Regions from separate parts of the Mus musculus genome. Here region 1 is linked to region 2. A link is a loop called in an ENCODE intact Hi-C map of the cell type or tissue named here. Cell type or tissue: left cerebral cortex. All regions are shown on one strand. Links, peaks and the distances in the headings refer to the core of each region. The heading gives the core; the rest is flanking DNA.

Region 1 (2,912 bases), core at 127-2,626, 250 kb before region 2:
AGGGAAAGTATTTTTCGTTCAAAAAAAAAAAAAGACATTTGAATGTCACACAACACAAGAAACAATGCTTAGAGACATGTTATTGTTTCCAGAAGAAAATGGCCAGTAAACTACTTAGCTGAAGACAAAGACCAGCCTTCCCCAGGACCATGGTGCACAGGAAGCAAAGTGTCAAACAACAGTACCTCAAAGCACTACAAAGGTCTGAGGGTGGAGCCAGCTCACTGGTAATCCTGTTAAAGAATGAGAGCCACTGTGTAGGTCCAATGTACTGGGAGAAATTTGCTAGCTCAGAATGCTATATTTGTAGAATCTGCTAAGAATTCAACCAAGGATGTCGAAGGCATTCGCCAGCTGAGGCTCGTTTTTCTGGAACCATCTCTAACATTGGGATCAGGAAATCTGTAAATTGTGCAGCATCTTCATGGGGCCAGCCATACTTTTCCACAAGTACATCAAAGAGGCTCCAGGGCTTCAGCTTGGTGATGTGCCGCAGTTCTCCTGGAGAGAGAGAAGTACAGCATCAGAGACGCTCCACGAGTGCACATCTCAGGATGACCTGAGCCAGACAGGCTTCTTCTCACTGCAGCAGACATTTTACCTCTCAAACCATTGGCTACAACAAAGAACGCTAGCTTTTCTCCCCTAAGCAAGTCTCATTGAAGAGCTAAGGGTCAAGTCGAAGCACGCTAGGTGAGTGTAAATGGGTTACGTCTGAACAAATAAATCAGCTCTGTGCTTCTTGAGCTGCAAAAGCACTGAGAGTGTCTGCTTCCCACTGGAGAGCTGCTCACACTCCAGCTTCGTGGTGCCGCCGCCATCTGTAAACTGGCTTAGGATACCTGGATGATGCAGGCTATTTGAAGTTGTTGCTGTGTTTTCACATGTGCTTCTACCTCAATGCAAATCTAACTTTTTCTGATGGTGCACATGTCCTTTTGAACTGTGCTGTCCACTGGCTCCACAGGGCTAACAGGCACACGGTTAGTACACCTACAGAGCATAGGAACTCTACTTTGTCTAAATTTAAGAAATAGCCTCAAGCAGCTACTAGCAACCCAAAACAACGAATTTTTATCTCTATTCATTTATAGTAAAATATGACCTCAAGGACAGTTTTTTATAAAACCTTAAAATGTTCTAATGTGGGGGGGAAAGAGGGGTGGGGAGAAGCAGTGGTGGTACACGCCTTTAATCCCAGCACTCAGGAGGCAGAGGCAGGCGGATTTCTGAGTTCGAGGCCAGCCTGGTCTACAAAGTGAGTTCCAGGACAGCCAGGGCTACAGAGAAACCCTGTCTCGAAAAACAAAAACAAACAAACAACACAAACAAACCAAAATCAAAAGAGCACTCCTTGCTCTTACAGGATCCTGGCTCGGTCCCCAATATCCACCTGGTGGTTAAGAATCATCTGCAACTCCAATTTCAGGAGATCCGATTCCCTTTTTTGATGTCTGCAGGCATCAGGCACATATACGATGCACTCACAGAAAATAAATCCTAAAGCCAGCTACAGCATGGACACAGCCTATGGTGACCACTGTTTTCTGCTGCAGCTCTCTGGTCTCCGCCTGCGCACTGCTCTGGTACTGCCTGCCTCAGCCAGAGTGCGCAAGTAGGCATGCTCAAATTGCTCCGGGCTCTTTTCTTTGTTTCCTCTTTCATTGTTTCAGAGTCAACCTACACACAGAGCTTCAAGGGAGGACCATGCCCACCCCTCCAAGAGATTCCAAAGACAGTACACCCTCAGAGGCTTCTGTTCATGTTCCTAAAGCTCTGTCATACCCAGGCTGTGCAGTTGTAAAACTGAAATGATGGGGAAATCTTGAATCTTTTAAAATGTGAAACCCATACATTGAGCGGAACAGGGCCAGCACCAAGCCTGTGAGCTCCAGTGATCGGATCCTATACCAACAGGGCTGCACAGAAGGTCAGATTTAAAACAACCTCCAATATGGAATACAGAGGAGATTAGGATCACACTGTAATTTTGAGGCCAGCCATCTAGGATGTGTACAAGACCCTGGGATGATGTCAGCAAGGAGCTACAGTATTTCTTTAAAACTCACTTCCTATAAGCCCACGCTCCGTGTGCAAGGTCTCCTCGCAATCTTACCTCACCTCAGAGGATTAGGGTGCTGGCCCTCACATCAGAAGTCTATACTGTCTCATGGAAACTTCTTTACTGCACTCTGACATTTTCAATTGAATTTCATTAAATGTTTAAAGGTTTTTATTAATATGTGTCTTATGTGTGTGAGCGGTTTGCTTGCATACATAATTGTGCACCACACGCGTGCCTGGGGCCCCTGGAGACCAGATGAGTGTGTTGAATTCCCTGGAACGTCAATTACAGTTGTGAGCCACCACGTTGGTGCTAGGAATTAAACACAGGTCCTCCACAAGAGCACCAAGTGCTCTCAACCCTTCCAGCATCTTAATAAAGAAATCTGTACATGTCTGTTTTGTTTGTGTAGAAACATGTATACCATGCACACGGAAGTCAGGAAACTGTGGGTGTCGTCTTCTACCTGGTTCCTGGGGGTTAAACTCAGGTCATGGACCCTGCCTGCAGCACATTCTCCCTGCTGACCAATTGAAGGCCTGGATTAATTAATTAATTAATTAACTAAGTCTTAGGAGCTAAGCTGTGTAGCTGGTCTTTGCTGCTTTGTGGGTTCTTCTCTTCTCTACCCTTCACTGCCCCCCCCCATTTTACCCCCAGTTACTAGATATAAGAGAGAGAACAACAGAGGGGAGAGGAGAAGGGAAAGGGGGTGATGGGGGGTGACAGTTTGATTGATTCTTGAATCTAATTTCTTTCCTTTTGTTTCTTCTTTGAGCACAAACAGCAGGGCAGCCATCTCCTCTGAATGACCAACCACTACCTCTCAGGGGCCTAGCATTTATGT
Region 2 (2,912 bases), core at 111-2,610:
AAAGCAAAAGATAGGGGCCAAAAGAACCAAGTTATCAGCCTGGCTGCCCGTGACCCTGGACGGCAGCTTTGACCCTGGACGACGGCATCTTACGAGTGCCAGGACAGAGCCTGATGGCTGATTTTTTCTTCTTTCTTTTGTAACACAGGGTCTCACTATACATACAGTCTTGCTGGTCTAGAACTCACTACGTAGACCAGGCTGGTCTCAGAGATCTGCCTGCCTCTGCCTCCTGAGAGTGAGTGTTTAAAGGCGAGTGCCCAGCTTTGTCCTTTTTAAAAAACATTAAACAGCCTGCTTGCTGTTTTCAGCATGGACTCACAATGTGTGCAGTGTGTCTCCACCACCTGAGAAAGAAATCCCAGCCAGGCAGCAACGGCTCCACAGCCTCTAATGGTCCCTGCAGCCCCTGTGATGGGCAATTTGCTTTTTATGTACACACTTCCCCATAAATGGAAAAGAAATCAGTGTTTTTTAAAAATGTCTGACTTAGTGTAATTTTTTGTTGTTTTTAAATGCCAGGGTCATCCTGTGTAGCCCGGGCTGGCTTCAAACTTGCGATTTCCCAGCTTCACTCCGTAGAACGGCAGAATTACTGGCCTGTGACAACATCCCCAACAATGCAACAATCTTAAGCTCATTACAATGTAGGATATACTGGTATTTCACATTTTTTAAAAGCCGAATAACATCCTCTTCCCCAATACATAATGGACAGCCACCTCTGCATCCATGTGTGCAGCAAAGCCCAGAGCTGTATTTAGTTCTTAAAGGGAAAGGTGCTCATTGTTAACACTGTCCACCCACTCTGGGGAATTCATGTGTGACAAGCCTGTTTTTAAGTAGTAAGGGCCAACAAACCAACCTGCCACACAGAAGCCTTTAGTAAAACAGAGAAATACTGGCCCAAGCTCAGATGGGAACTGGCAGGAAACGAAGCGAGTCGCTCTGAGTTAAGGCAGTTTGAGATTACGAAGTAGATCAAAGCTGCAAGAATCTGGAAAGAGAAGTTGCTTTTCCCAGGACTGATCAGCCCGGCAATAATTAAAATCCCTGTGTGGCAGCATAGGTCCATTCTGCTCACCATTCCTCAGGGGAAAGGCCAGCTCACCCACCATGTGGATCCCTCAAGCAAATGCAGGCTGCAGCCTATATCCTTGAGATAAGTGCAATGTGCTTTCAAGAGGCCAGCATTTAGACTGCAGCTCCTCCCAAAATCAACAGGAAAATGAAAACAGGCTCCATGGGGACAAGGCAATACACTGATCAAGCCTGACACCTGCTGGCCGAGGAAGACAGCCCAGTGCCTCAGTTTAAATTAATTTTTTTTTTCTCAAGACAAGGTTTCTTTGTGTATCCCTGGCTGTACTGGAACTTGCTCTGTGGACCAGGCTGGCCTTGAATTTATAGAGATCTGCCTGCCTCTGCCTCCCAGGTGCTGGGATTAAAGGCACCTTGTTTTTAAGTTATTATATTTTTAATCCCCAAATTAGCAACTCCTCTCCTCTGCCCCCATTCCAAACAAAGCAGCATCTTCATGTTTACTCAGTGATGGGATGGAGGGGGTTGCTATGACAACGTGCCACTGCCTCAGGTCAAGGAAGAAAAGGACTAGAGTACACAGCAGGGTGTACACACCCTCCCTCTATCCCTCCCTCAACCACCTTCTTTCCTTGCCTGCCTTTTCTTCCCTTCGTCCTTCCCTTCTTTAATCGTCTGAATCCACTTTTACTGTTTTCCATCTTTCCCTCTTTAGTTTTGCATACAGAGACCAAATTTCCTTATGTTGTTTTTATACATGGGTGTCATTTCATGCCTTCTGCCCTGCTGCCTACCCAACTCGTGCTGAGATTCCAAACCTTCTTAACATCGTCTCCATCTCTACATTTTTGTCACACATATGCCTACATTCTCTTTTTTCTCCTGTCTTTCCTTTTGAGATGTCTTCCTTCCCTCCCATGACAACCCCCCCCCCCCAACACACACAGAAACAACTTTAAACTGCGTATAGCAAGGGGAGATGTGATATTTGTCTGAGTCTCGGGGATTTTGCTTATCTAATGCTCTTCTACGGCATCTATTTATACCATCCTTCCATCTGTATGTCTGCTACATGCAAAAGCTCTTATTCACTGTTTCCTAGGTGAATGTTAAAGGACATAATATTTAATAAGTGAGAGAAAGGAATTCTTTTGTCTCTATCACAAATGGCTTTTTAAATTACTCAAAAGCAAACAAACAAACAAAATCTGAACCATGTTTGATAGATTTGGAAACAGAGAGAGATTCAGGATGAAAAAACTGAAGTAGAAAATAACATCTACAAAAAGGCAGAAGCTGTGCTGGCTCGGCAAATACCGGCATCTGCTGTTATTTCTGAGTCCAATCCAAAGGAGGCACAGGGCAGGAGAGAGCGGATTTCTTCCAGTGGTCCTTGACCTCCACAAATGTGCCACTGTCTGTTCATACATACGTATGTATGCACACATAGAAAATAAATACGTCTACAAGATTTTAAAAGGCAGAGAGACCATGCAAAGCTGAAAGCGGTAAGTTCGTTAAAGCAGAGCTGAGGCTGTGCACTGTCAGTCTGGGCGGGCACTCCACTTACTTGAGAACAGCAATCTCCTGGACTGTGATTGCCCTTTTGTCTTTGGTTCCCATATAGGAGAATATGTTTGGCTTTACCCTGATGAGACACAAACACAGCAATGTGAAGTCACATACCATAACCAAAGCACATTTCTAATAACTTAAGTCTCAAAATACACACACTACTTAAGGAGAAACTTTACTGAGGAAAATACACAAGAGAATGTGCAAAATAAAACAGCCACAGCTGCTCTCGGCAGGGCTTGAGTCAGAGCCTTTGTGGCTATCAGAGGTGCTCAGACTGGGCTAAATCAGGAAAA

What was found. A loop is a pair of places that touch in the nucleus more often than their neighbours do. Peaks named below come from ENCODE experiments on the same cell type or tissue, not always from the same donor. Only the 100,000 strongest peaks of a DNase experiment are listed, where the experiment ranks them.
Region 1: it touches region 2 in a loop (2.7-fold over the local background); 7 of 42 quality-filtered maps call a loop at or near these places.

Annotation. Positions count from the first base shown.
Region 1 is chr5:23,507,220-23,510,131 of GRCm38, forward strand. Srpk2 (serine/arginine-rich protein specific kinase 2) reads right to left here. Exons shown (of 16, transcript NM_001359173.1): 16 at 1-501. The coding sequence ends at 317. Among named protein-coding and RNA genes, the nearest start is that of Kmt2e, 74 kb to the left of the region's middle. In left cerebral cortex, for the core only: a CTCF peak has its summit at 1,424; DNase peaks (open chromatin) are centred at 288 and 1,626; H3K27ac peaks cover 262 bases.
Region 2 is chr5:23,757,611-23,760,522 of GRCm38, forward strand. Pus7 (pseudouridylate synthase 7) reads right to left here. Exons shown (of 16, transcript NM_178403.5): 7 at 2,612-2,689. Among named protein-coding and RNA genes, the nearest start is that of Pus7, 25 kb to the right of the region's middle. In left cerebral cortex, for the core only: a CTCF peak has its summit at 1,285 (motif pointing left); DNase peaks (open chromatin) are centred at 863, 1,279, 1,825 and 2,515; H3K27ac peaks cover 838 bases.